Linked DNA regions of Homo sapiens: region 2 is linked to region 1. A link is a loop called in an ENCODE intact Hi-C map of the cell type or tissue named here. Cell type or tissue: dorsolateral prefrontal cortex. All regions are shown on one strand. Region 1 overlaps HERC2 (HECT and RLD domain containing E3 ubiquitin protein ligase 2). Region 2 overlaps HERC2 (HECT and RLD domain containing E3 ubiquitin protein ligase 2).

Region 1 (8,000 bases):
GTCCCGCCTGCCTCCTGAGAGTGCTGAGATTAAGTGGAATATGATTTTATGTTGCACTAATTATTCATCATGGGTACAAGTTTTCAGAATTCTTACTAGATTTAGTTAAATCTCAGTGTGGTTATAGCAGTCAGCAGGAGCCTTGTTGCTGTCTGTCTAATTGAACCTTTTCCCCCTCTAGATTGATTCTCTTACTGGTCTTGGAGTAGTTAAAGTGGAATGCGGATCCCAGTTTTCTGTTGCCCTTACCAAATCTGGAGCTGTTTATACCTGGTACGCAAGATTCTGTTTGTTTAAACCCACTAAAACCAGATTTTTATTGGGGTATGTGCACCACCTTTTCATGGATGGGAATGTAGCTTCTGCAGCAGGCTATGGTTGTGTCCTGAACAGCAGAGGCTGCCCAGGAGGCTGGTCAGGGTGGTCAGTGAGATCACCTTGCCCCATAATTTCCATGCTTCCTTTGTGTGCAGGGGCAAAGGCGATTATCACAGGTTGGGCCATGGATCAGATGACCATGTTCGAAGGCCTCGGCAGGTCCAAGGGTTGCAGGGGAAGAAAGTCATCGCCATCGCCACTGGCTCCCTGCACTGTGTGTGCTGCACAGAGGATGGTAGGTAGGGGCTCAGTGCCGCAGGACTGAGGCCTGTGAATCTAAGAGGGTTGAGCATGAAGGACATGCGCAGCCTTAAAAGGGGGCACAGGCCAGGTGTGGTGGCTCACTCCTGTTGCCCCAGCACTTTGGGAGGCTGAGGCAGGCGGATCACGAGGTCAAGAGATCGAGACCAGCCTGGCCTACACGGTAAACATCATCTCTACTAAAAATACAAAAATTAGCTGGGCATGGTGGCGCGCGCCTGCATCTCAGCTACTCAAGAGGCTGAGGCAGGAGAATCACTTGAACCCGGGAGGTGGAGGTTGCAGTGAGCCAAGATCGTGCCATTGCACTCCAGCCTGGTGACAGAGCAAGACTGTCTCAAAAAAAAAAAAAAAAAGGAGGCAGAGGCTTATACTGTGTCCTGAGAATCTATCTGCAGTCAGCAGGGCTTTGGCCCTGTCATCTTCAGCCCCTGCTGTTAAACCTGTGAATGAGTTCTATTTATTACTTATTACTGGGCTGTGCAGAACAGAGCTAGCAGCCAGCCTGAGACGTGTCCTTAGACAGACCTGCTGCAGGCTTGGCCCTCTGCTGGTGTCTGGGAACCTGGGTTTCGGGAGGGATCCCCTGTTCCCTAGGTGGTAGGTGTGGTTCACTGTGCCTGAACTGTCTGTACAAGCGACATGTTCTGTGCTGAAATCTGCTTTCCTTGGTCTGGAACTTGGTACGCGCCAGGCAGGGGGTGCCTGTGTGATCAGCCCTGATGGAAACCCTGGGCCTGGAGTCTCTACCCAGCTTCCCGGCAGACAGCACCTGACACAGCTCAGTGCCGGGGCAGTTAAGCTCGTCCTGTGTGGCTCCTGTGGGAGAGGACTCTGGAAGCTTGCTCCTGGTTCCCCCACTGCTTTGCCACAGGTCCCCATCCCTGTGCTGGTCTTACTCTGTGTCCTCTTGCCATAATACACTGTAACTGTGAGGAGGAGTGTATGCTGAGTCTTGTAAGTCATGCTGGAGAATCAGGAGCGTGGGGCGGTCCGGGGAACCCCAACACAATGGCAAAAGGGACTTTTCAGGTCAAATGAAGTTTGTGAGTCAGCTGACTTGATGATATGGAGATTATTCTGGATTATTTAGTGGGCCCAGTGTAATCACACAGACCCTTTGATCAGAAAAGGAGGCAGAAGAGTCAGTCAGAGATGTGACTGAAGAGGTAGTAGAAAGATTTTCAAAGTCTGAGAGCTCTCTACCCTCTGTTGCTGGCTTTCGTGGAGGAACAGGGCTGGGGAATGGGGTGGCCCCTGGAAGCTGGGAATAGCTCAGCCAGCAAGGAACCTGGACCTCAGTCCCACAGAGAACTGAGCTGTGTCTGAATGAGCAAGGAAACTCTCCCCTGGGGCCTCTGGGAAGGGAGACAGACCCATGCGGGGCTTCTCACCTGCAGAGCGAAAGGATCCTAAGTGTGTGTTGTTTAAGCCAGCCGGGCTGTGGGGATGTGTTATGGCAGCAGTGAAAAACGTGGGCGCCATCTTTCATTAACATGGCCTTCGCACAAACTGTGCTCCTCGTTAAAGCCTTTGGTGAATTATATAAGCATGCACCCTTTAATCATTTCATTGAGGGAAGAGGCTCATGGATGAATGAGCAACTTCTGTGGCCTGTAGTGGAAGGACATTGTAGTTCTTGATCCAGAACTTTTTATTTGACTTATTTAATTCTTTTAAATTTTGAGACAAATCACAGTTGGAAGCAAACCAGTTGGAAGTACATTACCTAGAACTTGCTTATCCCAGTCCACATGAGAGTGAGTTGCTGTCCTGCTGCCGCGTCCTGAGCTTTTCAGTGTGTTTCCCACAAACAGGGAGGCTCGTCCTGCCAGCCAGTTCACACTCCCCCACCCCGCCTGACGCCCATGCCCATTTGCAGCACATTGCCTGCCAGTCAGCTGGCAAGCTGTACCCTCTGTCCTGTGACACTCTCTCAGTGCCTGGCATCATCGTTTCACTTCCTCGTCTTCCTGGGCTTCTTGCAACTTGACACCAGTTATTTTGTAGCACATTCTTCTGTTTGGATTTTTTGCGATGTTTCTGCGTAGATTCGGGTTGTGTGTCTTTGATCGTCACAGTTCATCCTTGCAGGTGACATGCAGTTTGTCTGCTTGCTGATGATGCTCACTACAGTTGCTTGGTTACATTGTCTGCCATGCTTTTCACTGCGAACATTCTTTATAATTAACAAGTATTTAGTAGGGACATCCTGAATCTATTTAAATATTCCTTTCTCATGCAGCTTTGAATCAATTCATGTATTTGTTTTATCTGAGTGGGAATCATGGATCCTAATGTATTCATTGGGGTATATAGTCTATTTATTTTGATGCTCTAGTTGTGCTCTATTTGGCTGGCTCTGCCCCCTTTTTGTGTGTCCCCGTTGTCTGGGAGTACTTCCTTGCTCTGGCAGAAGAAGATGATTAGCCTCCACTTGTTCCCGCCATGCCCCACGCCTCGACCTGGCCATTTCTCCAAGGAGCCCTGGCATCTGTGGAGGAGAATGGCCTTGAGAAGACAAGGTCTGGATGATGGGTGTGCTCATTGCTATTGAGGCGTCACCGCTCCCCAGACCTCCTCAGTGGACAAAGCCAGGGAATAGTAATGTAAACAATACCCTGGTTTATGTTTGATGTCTGTTGAAAACTGTGAGTTCACACCAGTATCCCCAGGTCCAGTTTGGATCCACAGGGTTCATTCCAGTTTTCTCATGGCAACCTTGCAGATCCTTTCTTTTCTGGCGATTTGGCCACTCCCCCCGTGCATAACCAGCATCTCATCCTCCCCTGTGTGGCTCCTCCCCTTGCATGTGGGGGTCTTGGCTGACTCCCCTCGGAGCTAGCACCTGGGTGGAAGCCCTCCTCACTCTCACAGACTCATTCCCTATGCCCAGCTGCGTCTGCAGAGACACCCTCCTCACCTTGTGTGTGCGACACCCGCCTCGTGGCTTTAGGACCAACGTGTGGAGAGCAGGCAGGGGCAGGAGACAAGTACACTGCCCTTGACCACGCAGGCGTCACACTTTCCAGACACCCGAGGAGTCTCTCTGGATTTGACAATCCTGATGGTGTCTCCAGAGAACATGAGCCTTGTTTCCATCCTGGTCACCAGGGACCTTGCCTGAGAATATTTTCCGGTGGTATTTCTTGGTTGAGGTCCCACACGGTGCACTGAAAAGTGTGATGATTCTTGCGAATGGTGAATCTTATGTTTAGGATATGAACAGAAACGGCATGTTCTTTTTTTATGTTATTTTTTAAATTTATTTTTATTTCAACAAGTTTTTGGCGAACAGGTGGTGTTTGGTTACATGAATAAGCTCTTTAGAGGTGATGTCTGAGAGGTGGGTGCTCCCATCACCCAAGTAGTGTACACAGTACCCAATGTGTAGTCTTTTATCCCTCACTCCTCTCCTACCCTTTCCCCCGAGTCTCCAAAGTCCATTGTGTCATTCTTATGCCGTTGCATCCTCATCGCATGAGAACATATGGTTTGGTTTTCCGTTCCTGAGTTACTTTACTTAGAATAATGGTCTCTAGTCCCATCCAGGTTGTGGCAAATGCAATCATTTCATTCCTTTTTATGGCTAGTAGTATTCCATGGTGTATATATACCACATTTTCTTTATCCACTCATTGATGGATGGGCTTTGGAGCTGGTTCCATATTTGTGTAATTGCAAATTGTGCTGCTATAAACATGTGTGTGCAAGTGTTTTTTCAAATAATGACGTCTTTTCTTCTGGGTAGGTACCTAGTGGTGGGATTGCTGGATCAAATGGTAGATCTACTTTTAGTTCTTTGAGGAATCTCCATACTTTTCCATAGTGGAGCGTGGAAAATGCTTTCCATCACAACGCGTTTTCACAGATAGCTTGTTGTTAGTTTTTATCGCCCTCTAGTGGGGGAAAATCTCAATGTGTTGTACTGGTTTCTGTTCCCACCAGCAGTATAAGTGTTCCCTTTTCACCACATCCATACCAACATCTATTTTTTTTTATTCTTATTTTATTATGGCCATTCTTGCAGGAGTGAGGTGGTATCACATTGTGGTTTTGATTTTAAAAACATAGATTTTCAGGTGGATCACCAAGTCAGGAGTTCGAGACCAGCCTGACCCACATGGTGAAACCCTGTCTCTGCTAAAAATACAAAAATTAGCTGGGCATGGTGGTGCGTGCCTGTGAGCCTAGCTACTCAGGAGGCTGAGGCCGGAGAATCGCTCGAACCCGGGAGGCGGAGGTTGCGGTGAGCTTGAGATCGCACCACTGCATTCCAGCCTGGGCGACAAAGTGAGACTTCATCACAGTGGTTCATGCATGTAATCCCAACACTTTGGGAGATGAGGTGGGAGGATCACTTGAGCTGGGGAGGTTGAGGCTGCAGTGAACCGTGATCATGCCAGTTTACTCCAGCCTGGGCAACAGAGTGTGAGACCCTGTCTCAAAAAAAAAAGTATAAAATAAATAAAACAGACTTTTTCTTTTCTGTTTCGCATGCAAGAGCAATTTGGAATGTTAGGGATATTGCTATGTGTTTTAATATTAGATGGATTTGGGATGTTCGGGATATTGCTATCTGTTCTAATATTATTCTGATGGAGAACTGCTGCTGTTCATGCCTAGTCCTGAGAACTAACACTGTTGGAGGCTTAAGACCAGAGTTGTGTGTCTCTCACTAGAAGAGGCCTGGTGGCCAACAGGGGCTGTGGAGAGTCCTGGGAAGTATACTCGCCTCTTTGGATGTGTAATTAGCATGTATTCATGTTTAGGTCATACCTAAAGCAGACATTCATGTCTAGGTCATATGTAAAGTTGACAACTAGGTCAACACCAGCTGAAGGGCAGGGAGCGTTGGTGCTGTGTGTGGTGGGAAGACACTGGCAGCCATGCGTTTGTTGGCCCTAGTATACAGGTTCTGATTCTAAATTCACTTCATTCAGGTGAGGTTTATACATGGGGCGACAATGATGAGGGACAACTGGGAGACGGAACCACCAATGCCATCCAGAGGCCTCGGTTGGTAGCTGCCCTTCAGGGTAAGAAGGTCAACCGTGTGGCCTGTGGCTCAGCACATACCCTCGCCTGGTCGACCAGCAAGCCCGCCAGTGCTGGCAAACTCCCTGCACAGGTGAGTCCGGGCAGGTTGGGTGGGTCGGGGGCAAGCAAAGTGTGCTCCTGTCACATGCTGCATCCTGTCGTTGTGTGTTTACAGAGGCTTCTTGGTGAAAATAATTCAGGCTCAGTAAATGTTAACCACACAGTGCATTTAAGAACCTTGATATTTGGCTGGTTGTGGTGGCTCACACCTGTAATCCCAACACTTTGGGAGGCCAAGGTGGGCGGATTGCTTGAACTCAGGAGTTCAGGACCAGCCTGGACAACATAGCAAAACCCTGTCTCTACAAAATTAGTCAGGCATAGTGGCATGCACCTGTAGTCCCAGCTACCTGGGAGGCTGAGGGCTGAGGTGGGAGGATCACTTGAGTCTGAAAGGTCCAAGCTGCAGTGATTGCACCACTGCCCTCTTACTTGGGTGACAGAGTGAGACCCTGTCTCAAAAGAACCTTGAATGTTCATGCCAGCCAATATTCTGTGTGTACAGTGTGTATCACCTTCTATATCTTATAACCCACACCAAACTCTTCCACACCAAACTGTTCTGCTAGTACATGCCTCACATTTCTTAGTGAATTTATTTGTATAGACTAATTTTTTTTACAGTCAAACTGGACAGAATATTATTTTAAAAGCAGCACAGTGAGGTTGTGCAAACCAAACTCAGACACCATAGTGCTTCTCTGTATTTGAAACAATTGTTTTCAGAATCCTTAATGGATGCCACACTGGCCCCCGTGTGCCTTTGGTGCCTGAGGGGCTGAAGGCCATTTCTGTGTTCTAGGTCCCCATGGAGTACAATCACCTGCAGGAGATCCCCATCATTGCGCTGAGGAACCGTCTGCTGCTGCTGCACCACCTCTCCGAGCTCTTCTGCCCCTGCATCCCCATGTTCGACCTGGAAGGCTCGCTCGACGAAACTGGACTCGGGCCTTCTGTTGGGTTCGACACTCTCCGAGGAATTCTGATATCCCAGGGAAAGGTATTCAAGTGGCAATCTTTGCTCTAGGGGAAACTGGTGTCTTCAGTACATGTAACCCAATAGAATTCCTATACTGGGAATAGAACACATAGAATACAGCTCATTCAGCAAATGTTCACGGAATGCCTCCTGCATGCCAGGCTCTGTTCTGGGTACTTTATATCAATGAGAAAACAGACAAAAATCTGTTCCCTTTTGGAGTTTATATTAAAAGCAAACAGTAAGATGCTGCATCTCTCCTTCATAATCTCTGCCTCTCACTGCTCCAGAAGGATGAGGTGGGGCCTTCATAAACTAAGCCTTTGTTCCTGCGGTCCTTCTCTGCCTGCCTGGCCTTGTGGCTATGGCAAGTCCCCACTGACACAGGAAGGCCGGCGATTGGGCTGTTTCTCTCAGGATGTCCAGCAGAGGGGGCCAGGAGTCACAGATATATCACCTCGAAGGTCCGTGCCTGAATGTGTAGAGATTGCTGGCCAAGTGAGAATTAACAGGTGGTGAATAATACAGTCATGAGTGAGGGCATCTGAAAGTCACCAGGCAGGTTTTGACCTGTAGATGTTGCTAATAGTTGGAGCTTTCTAGAAGTTGGGTTAGTTTCTGGCAAGCAGCTTGACAAGATGATCTTGAAGGGGCTAATTACCATACGGTAGGGGCATCTCTGTATAGGGAAAAGTTATAGAATTGGATTGAGGACCACTAATCCTGATTGTGATTCTCTAATGTATTTTGTTGTCGAATATTATGGCCCATTCTTAGTGATTTAATAAAATTGCAATGTTTTGGAGTCCTGTCCCAGCAGGTTACTTTTTAAAGACCGGCTTTGTTTCCACTTGGCTAGAACGATTTCTGCTGAACAGGACTGGTACATTCATTTTACTTTCACGTGTGCCTGAGGGTGGAAGTGGTCAGGCTTGTGTTTAATGGAAAGACCATCTCTCTGATGAGAGAGGCAGAAGAAATCTTGGGCAGGTAAAATGGATAGGAAACATAATTTCAATTACTGTTCAATAATAAAAAGTAGCAAACGATTAATTTTACCTTCTTTTTTTAATCCTTCAAAGTGGTGATGATAATAGGCAGCACAGAGGAAAAAAACCTTTCTTTGTAGGGAGAAAAAAAGTGAGAGGCAGGGCACGTCCCACCTGGCCCTGTGTGAGCGTTGTGCAGGCTGTGAGCGGGGCATGGGTGGGAGCTGGTGTGTGGTAGGGGAGCGGTGGGCAGCAGCATCTGGCACCTGCTGGGGCTGCAGGAGAGCAGGGGA
Region 2 (8,000 bases), 66 kb before region 1:
CTCCATGTGCTCATTACCTGGCTTTAACGATTGTCGCCTCAGGCCAAAATTATTCATGCTCCCTTCTTGTGATTATTTTGAAACCAGGCGCTGACATCATGTATTAGTTCATCCATAAGCATTTTAGTACCTATCTCTAAAAGGTAGACTCTTTGTAAAAAACAAATAACTACAATGTAGTATGACATGGCTAGGTGCAGTTTTAAGTTCAGGTTTTTATTGGTGAAGAGGAAGATGGATCAGGTGATTTCTGTTCTGTCCTAGCTTTCAGTGCCAATGGAAAAGATATCATTGTCGACTTTCCCCAGCAGTCTCACTGGACTGGGTTGCTATCAGAAATGGAGTTGGTACCCAGTATTCATCCTGGGGTTACGTGAGTTATTTTTATGGTTGCTAGATTTGCTTTGGGACGAATGGTTTTCTGTTGAATTAAGTTTAATAAATGACCTTTCTTAACTCAGTTGCTATTTTACAAATAGGTGTGATGGATGTCAGATGTTTCCTATCAATGGATCCAGATTCAAATGCAGAAACTGTGATGACTTTGATTTTTGTGAAACGTGTTTCAAGACCAAAAAACACAATACCAGGCATACATTTGGCAGAATAAATGAACCAGGTATGGCAGAATGTTTATATTCTCTCTTCCACCAAATATTAATGAAATACTTATTGTGGACCACAGTGTATTGGAATTTGTTATTTTAAGGTTCCTATGTATACAGTAATTCTGTAGAGTGAGTACAGTGAGACGGAAGTGACGGTCCTACCCGCTGATGACTGGCTGGCTTTTTAAAAAAATCAGGATGGGGTGTCGGGGAAGAATTAGAATAACTAGGCTTGTTTGCTTGTTTTTCCATAAAGAAACATTAAAAGAATCTCAAGAAACTAGTAAGTGTTTAGTTGCATGGCATGTGGAATTGGTTAGATGGAGAGTGAGTTTTTTAATTTATATACCTTTTATTGTATTTGTCATTGTGGCAAAATATATATAACTTAAAATTAGCCACTTAATCATTTTCTAAGTTTATAATTCAGGGTATTAAGTACCTTAAGTACAGTGTTGCACAACCATCACAACTGTCTCTTACCAAAACTTTTCACCACTCCGATCAGAAACTCTGTACCCATTAAGCAATTTAACTGCCCTACTTCCCCTTACCCCAACCCTGGTAACCTTGAATCTAACTTTGGTCTCTATGAATATGACCACTCCAGACATCTCATCTAGGTGAAACCATATAAGATTTATCCTTTTGTGTTTAGCGTAATGTATTTAAGCTTCATCCGTATTGTAGCATGTGTCAGAACGTCATCCTTTTTAATGGCTAAATAATATTCCACTGTATGCATATATCACTTTTTTTCTTTGTGAGACAGAGTCTCAGTCTGTCGCCCAGGCTGGACTGCAGTGGCACGATCTTGGCTCAGTGCAACCTCCGCCTCCTAGGTTCAAGCAATTCTCCTGTCTCAGCCTCCTGAGTAGCTGGGATTACAGGCCTGAGCCACCACGCTCAGCTAACTTTTCTATTTGTTTTTTAATTATTATTTTTTTGAGACAGAGTCTCACTCTGTGTATAAGGAGTGCATATGTTATATACATTTTTAGTTTTAGTAGTTACTGAAGATATTAATTATAACATCTATTTTTGACTCATTTAAATCTATTATTAGTATATTCTCCACCTAAACAATGCAAAAACCTTAGTTCTCTTTAAGATCATTTATCTTCATTCTGATTTATATGTTCTTAACATATTTTAATTTTTTTTTTTTTTGAGACGGAGTCTCACTCTGTTGCCCAGGCTGGAGTGCAGTGGCGCGATCCTGGCTCACTGTAACTGACACCTCCCGGGCTCAAGCAATTCTCCTGCATCAGCCTCCCGAGTAGCTGGGATTACAGGCTCCCACCACCATGCCTGGCTAATTTTTGTATTTTTAGTAGAGGTGAGATTTCACCATGTTGGCCAGGCTGCTCTTGAACTCCTGACCTCAGGTGATCCACCCACCTCAGTCTCCCAAAGTGCTGGGGTTACATGCATGAGCCACTGCATCCAGCCAAAATTTTATACATTTTATATAAATACATATCTAACAGAACTATAGAAGACATTCTTTTATGCACACAGAAAATGTTCATAAAATCCAGTCATATGCTAAGTGGGTCATATGCTCAAACAAAAGTTCCAAAAAATGTCAAAGGATCGGCCAGGCACAGTGGCTCATGCCTGTTTTTTTGTTTTGTTTTGTTTTGTTTTTTTTGAGACGGAGTCTCGCTCTGTCGCCCAGGCTGGAGTGCAGTGGCGCGTGATCTTGGCTCACTGCAAGCTCCGCTTCCCGGGTTCATGCCATTCTCCCGCTTCAGCCTCCCGAGTAGCTGCGACTACAGGCGCCCGCCACCACGCCCGGCTAATTTTTTGTATTTTTAGTAGAGATGGGGTTTCACCGTGTTAGCCAGGATGGTCTCGATCTCCTGACCTTGTGATCCACACCTGTAATCCCAGCACTTTTGGAGGCGAGGCGGGTGGATCACGAGGTCAGGAGATCGAGACCATCCTGGCTAACACGGTGAAACCCCGTCTGTACTAAAAATACAAAAAATTAGCCGGGCGTGGTGGCGGGCGCCTGTAGTCCCAGCTACTCGGGAGGCTGAAGCGGGAGAATGGCGTGAACCCAGGATGTGGAGCTTGCAGTGAGCCGAGATCGTGCCACTGCACTCCAGCCTGGGTGGCAGAGGGAGATTCTGTCTCAAAAAAAAAAAAAAAGGTCAAAGGATCAAACAATACATGTGGGGCATGTGATGATTTTATGTAGTCAATATTCATTTAGATTTTTCTGCATACTTTGTAATTTCTCTCCACTTTTTTCTTCCTCTTTAATTTTCCATCTATACTGTTTTTCTCCTGCCTGAAGATACCCCTTGATATTTTTAAAAATGTGTCTTTGTGGGTTACAAATTGTCTATTTTTGTATGTCTGAAAATGTCTTTATTTCTCCTTTATTTTTGAAAAGTCTTTTTGCTAGGTGTTTTCTTTCACCACTTTAAAAATAGTATTCCATTGCAATTTGGTTTATATTATTTCTCCTGAAGTTGGATGGAAGTCTAATTGTGGTTCATTTTATTTTTCCTTCGTCTGCTTTTCAGAGAGTCTTTTTGTTTTCATCTTGCACAGGTTTTACATGTGCATGGAGATGTTTATCTTTCTTGGGGTTGGTAGGGCTTCTGGGGCATGATATCTGTTGTCTGTTTTGGAAAATTCTGTCTTTCAGTATTTCTTCACATGTTGCCTCTGCTCTATTCTCTTTTCTATCTTTTTGGGGGGACTCTTCTTTCATTTGTGTTAGGCCTAACCTCTGTCCTGCAGATCTTTTACCTTCTTGTTATGTTTTCTAAACTTTTGTTCCTCAGTTCTTCATTCCAGATATTTTTACTTTCTCTTCAGCTGAGTTCAGTGTGTTCTAAACTTACTCATTAAGTTCTTAATTTTAATTATTCAATTTATCAGTTCTAGTCTTTCTGTTTTATTTTCAGTAGTTTTTGGTTCTCTGCTGAAATATTATCTTTTTGAACACAGTAAGCATAGTTATTATATTAAAGTCTGTGTCTTCTAACTCCAATATATGGAGCCTTTGTGGGTCTGTTTCTGTCCTATCATTTCTGGTAATTTTTAGTCATATTTTCTTGCCTTTTCATGTGTCATTATGTACTGGACATTGTATTTAAAAAGTTATTTCTTGACTCATTTTGAGGCTAAGATGTTATTGTTCTCCAAGGAATGGAGGAGAGAAGGTTGTTCTGTGAGCTACTTGGTAAAGGTTAGTGACTATCTGGGCTTACCTTAATCAGCATTCATTGATTGAGATGATTTTATGCTGAGTTGCAATCTGTTGGAAAAAAAAAAAGGGAAACCCAAAAACCCTTCATAGTTCACTCTGACTTTTGGGGTATTTCCTGTTGGGGTTCCAAGTGTGGGTTGTATTTCTGTAGCATCCTCAGCCTTCCTGGTCTTTCTGGACCCCATTCCTTTCCCTTCCCTTCACGAGGCTGTCAAAATGCTATGTGTCGTCTCAGGGACTTTGCTTGGAACCTGGTGATGCCATCAGGGAACAGCAGCCTCTGATCCGTGGTGTGCGTCATCTTGACACCTCCATTCGCCTCGGGTCTTCCTGCGGTTCTGACCTTGTAATTCTTTATTTTCTCCTGAATTCTGATAGTTCGAAGAGAATTTATTTATTTTTGAGTGTTTTGTCTGGCTTTACTAGTTGTCTTTGATGGGGAATGCCAGTTGAATTCCAGATTTGCCATTAATGGAAGTGGAAGCACTTTACAATTTACTTTTTGCCTTGTATTTATAAAAGCATTTTTAATAAGAATGGTTTTTGTGAGTGCTGTTATTGAACTTTTCCCACAGCTTATTTTGTTTTCTTTGGAAATATATTAATCTGCTGTTGTTCCCTGGGAGGTTTTAGTAGAATAAATCATAGCATTATGTGGACTTCATCTCATAAATTGGTGTAACTATATCTTGACTAGGGAAACCATTTGTGGCATTTATTAACTCCTTTCAGTTTGAAACTTTCTATTTTTCTTTAAGAAGCTCCTTACTATGTAATATTCTTGATCATGATGTTTCTCCCCAGTTCAGCAAGGGTTAATTCTCTTTTTGACTATCACGAAATAGGTCAGTCTGCGGTATTTTGTGGCCGTTCTGGAAAACAGCTGAAGCGTTGCCACAGCAGCCAGCCAGGCATGCTGCTGGACAGCTGGTCCCGCATGGTGAAGAGCCTGAATGTGTCGTCCTCCGTGAACCAGGCATCCCGTCTCATTGACGGCAGCGAGCCCTGCTGGCAGTCATCGGGGTCGCAAGGAAAGGTAGCATCTAATAGGGCACAGCAGCGGGCACTTTCACACCGATGGTTTTGCCTTGTACATTTTCAAAATGAACTTTGAGCAGCCTGCAAAGTTTTGCTGATAGCACCTGTCAGTACTCACGTTATGTTTTAATTTATAAGTTATTTCAAAGTTAGAGTTATATACCATCCAATTTTATTGTCAGAGATTTTAAACAATACGAGTAATAGATTTTATCTAACTGACCACTTGATAGAGGATGTGGTCAGGCTTTTTTTCCTCCTCTCCTGCATAGAATGTATGAATTCAGATTTGCTTCTGGTTAGAAGTTTTTCTAGTATAGTCTAGCAAATTTGTGTTGCACATTGGAGTGCTGTTGTGATTACACCAACGCGTGGAGGCACCTCGTGGGCACACAGGTCAGACTTTAGGACAGGGCCTTTCTCCATCTCGACTGTAGTGTTTTCTGTCACTCACTTGGTGGGTAAAAGGACCACCCTAGGCCAGGAGTATATAGATACATGGTTTCTGAGTCTTAGAGTGAGACTTTTCTCTAACAATCAAAGAATGGCGTAGAATATTCTTGTTGCTGCCAGGTTGAGGGAAAATTCTCTCTCATGCTACATTTTATATTGAAAAAATCTCATGTAGATTCAAGCTTCAACGATACTATTGTAGTAGCTAAAATATAGCTGAATTTTGCTAACTGAGAATGTGGTTTTTTTGTTTTTCTAAAGCACTGGATTCGTTTGGAGATTTTCCCAGATGTTCTTGTTCATAGATTAAAAATGATCGTAGATCCTGCTGACAGTAGCTACATGCCGTCCCTGGTTGTAGTGTCAGGTAATTCAGTTAGTTTACCTAAAAAGAAGTACCTTCTATAATAAAGACGCCTTTGTTTGATTCTTTACCCATTTTTTCCTAGGTGGAAATTCCCTGAATAACCTTATTGAACTAAAGACAATCAATATTAACCCTTCTGACACCACAGTGCCCCTTCTGAATGACTGCACAGAGGTAAGTAGCTATGCTAGTGTTCCATTTGGATGATTTACAGATGACAAGGGAGGTGACTTGGCCATTTCTATACTAGCATTGAGCCCAGTTTTTCCCCGTTTAAATAATTGGTTCTTTCTGTTTTAAATTTTGACACTTTAAAAGATACAACTTATTTTGTACAACTGAATTTGCTGCTTATCAGTTCAGCTTGAAAAGGAAACAAATTTCATTCTCACTCTCTTTGGTAGCAGAGGTATACTTGGTAACTGCTCCTAGCAAAAGTTTTCATCAGGCATTTTAGGTTGCTGATTGCATCTGAACACTTCGGTTTTCATTAAATATCTCAGTTTCTGGTGGTTTTCCTGACCATATATGTGACGCTGAAGTTGCTTTTTTGTCGTCACACCTGTTGGCATCAAGTGCTGAACTTGTCACGGAGTGGCAATTTTTTGGTTAATAAGGCAGCTTTCAAAATGAGTCTAAGTTTATCTCTGGAAAAGTTTGAAAGAATCAGTGAAGGTTCTTTTAAACAGTACCCACATACTACAGATCAGCAATTATCTCTCTCTCTCAAATTTTTAGTAAACCTTTCCACATAGGATGTCAGCATGATTTTTAATACATTAAATATATGTAAAATAAGACAAATTAAGATACTTTTGTTGGCCGGGCGCGGTGGCTCACGCCTGTAATCCCAGCACTCTGGGAGGCTGAGGCGGGCAGATCACGAGCTCAGGAGATCGAGACCATCCTGGCTAACACAGTTAAACCCCGTCTCTACTAAAAAAAAAAAAAAAAAAAAAAAAATTAGCCGGGCGTAGTGGCAGGCACCTGTAGTCCCAGCTACTTGGGAGGCTGAGGCGGGAGAATGGCATGAACCCGGGAGGCGGAGCTTACAGTGAGCCGAGATCGTGCCACTGCACTCCAGCCTGGGCGACAGAGCCAGACTCTTGTCTCAAAAAAAAAAAAAAGAAAGAAAGAAAAAAAAAGATATTTTTGTACTATGTATACTGTTGTCTGGTGTAGACTAATTATAATGATAGCAGATAAAAATATCAAATAGTTGATTTTTGTATTCATTTAAAGTTTATAACTGATGAGTTTATTTTTTAATTATTAAATGTAGTTAACCATTCATTTTTTAAAAAAGTTTTATTTTAGTTTTAACCAAATAGTAATTTGTAATAATTTGTATTTATTTTTGGAGAACACTGTGATGTTTTGTTACATGTATACTTTGTGGAATGATCAAATCATGCTAAATAATGTATCCATCACCTCAAATATTTATCACTTTTTTGTGGTGAGAACATTTAAAATCCTCTCTTTTAGCTATTTTGAAATACGTAGTACATTCACAGTAGTTACCATTTATTCTGGAATGTCATGGAACTATTTCATAATACACTGATTCATTATAGCCAATACCAGTGGTGCTAATAAGTGAAGAAATTGGCAAACTATAAAAATGAAAGATAATATTGAATTTATCTGAAAAAATTAATCTTGAGTTTTAATGCATTTTACTGGTAACTTATTGCAATGTAACCGAATACAGCCTGTAGAGTGCCTTAGTTACATAGTTCAGAGGATGTTTTTACTTTAGCCAAACCAGAAACTAAGTAATTAAATCAACAATGGAGATTATCATTCGTAAAAGATATCTTTAATCCAAGAAATTTTCAATTCAAAACCATTCATCCTGTGATACTTAGTGTATGTCATGTACATGAGAAATACGAAGCATTGCAGGTAAATGGAAAACTCCTGACCTAACCTGCATGCCCCCAGCTGACCAAAGAACTAGACTGTACCATTCCTGTGGAGCCACTGCATCTTAAGCATGGCCTTTGCTGTACAAATAGTTTGTTATGGGAATTTTCTTTTCTTTTTTTTGAGACTGAGTCTCACTCTGTCGCCCAGGCTGGAGTGCAGTGGCAGATCTCAGCTTACCGCAACCACCACATCCTGGGTTCAAGTGATTCTCCTGCCGCAGCCTTCCGAGTAGCTGGGATTACAGGTGCCCACCACCTCACCCAGCTAATTTTTGTATTTTTAATAGAGACGGGGTTTTGTCATGTTGGCCAGGCTGGTCTCGAACTCCTGACCTCAGGTGATCTGCCCACCTTGGCCTCCCAAAGTGCTGGCA

Evidence for each region. Peaks named below come from ENCODE experiments on the same cell type or tissue, not always from the same donor. Only the 100,000 strongest peaks of a DNase experiment are listed, where the experiment ranks them.
Region 2: a loop joins it to region 1, with 4 times the contacts of the local background. A loop is called at or near these places in 5 of 110 quality-filtered maps.

The regions. Positions count from the first base shown.
Region 1 is chr15:28,122,776-28,130,775 of GRCh38, reverse strand. HERC2 (HECT and RLD domain containing E3 ubiquitin protein ligase 2) reads left to right here. Exons shown (of 93, transcript NM_004667.6): 82 at 182-273; 83 at 474-613; 84 at 5,583-5,770; 85 at 6,542-6,739. Among named protein-coding and RNA genes, the nearest start is that of OCA2, 27 kb to the right of the region's middle. In dorsolateral prefrontal cortex, CTCF peaks have their summits at 4,328, 4,533 (motif pointing left), 6,942, 7,152 (motif pointing right) and 1 weaker place; DNase peaks (open chromatin) are centred at 2,055, 2,515, 4,905 and 7,125; H3K27ac peaks cover 2,346 bases.
Region 2 is chr15:28,188,834-28,196,833 of GRCh38, reverse strand. It overlaps HERC2 (HECT and RLD domain containing E3 ubiquitin protein ligase 2), which reads left to right. Exons shown (of 93, transcript NM_004667.6): 51 at 265-373; 52 at 480-619; 53 at 4,683-4,873; 54 at 5,590-5,695; 55 at 5,778-5,869. Among named protein-coding and RNA genes, the nearest start is that of OCA2, 94 kb to the right of the region's middle. In dorsolateral prefrontal cortex, CTCF peaks have their summits at 4,652 and 4,851; a DNase peak (open chromatin) is centred at 4,803; H3K27ac peaks cover 605 bases.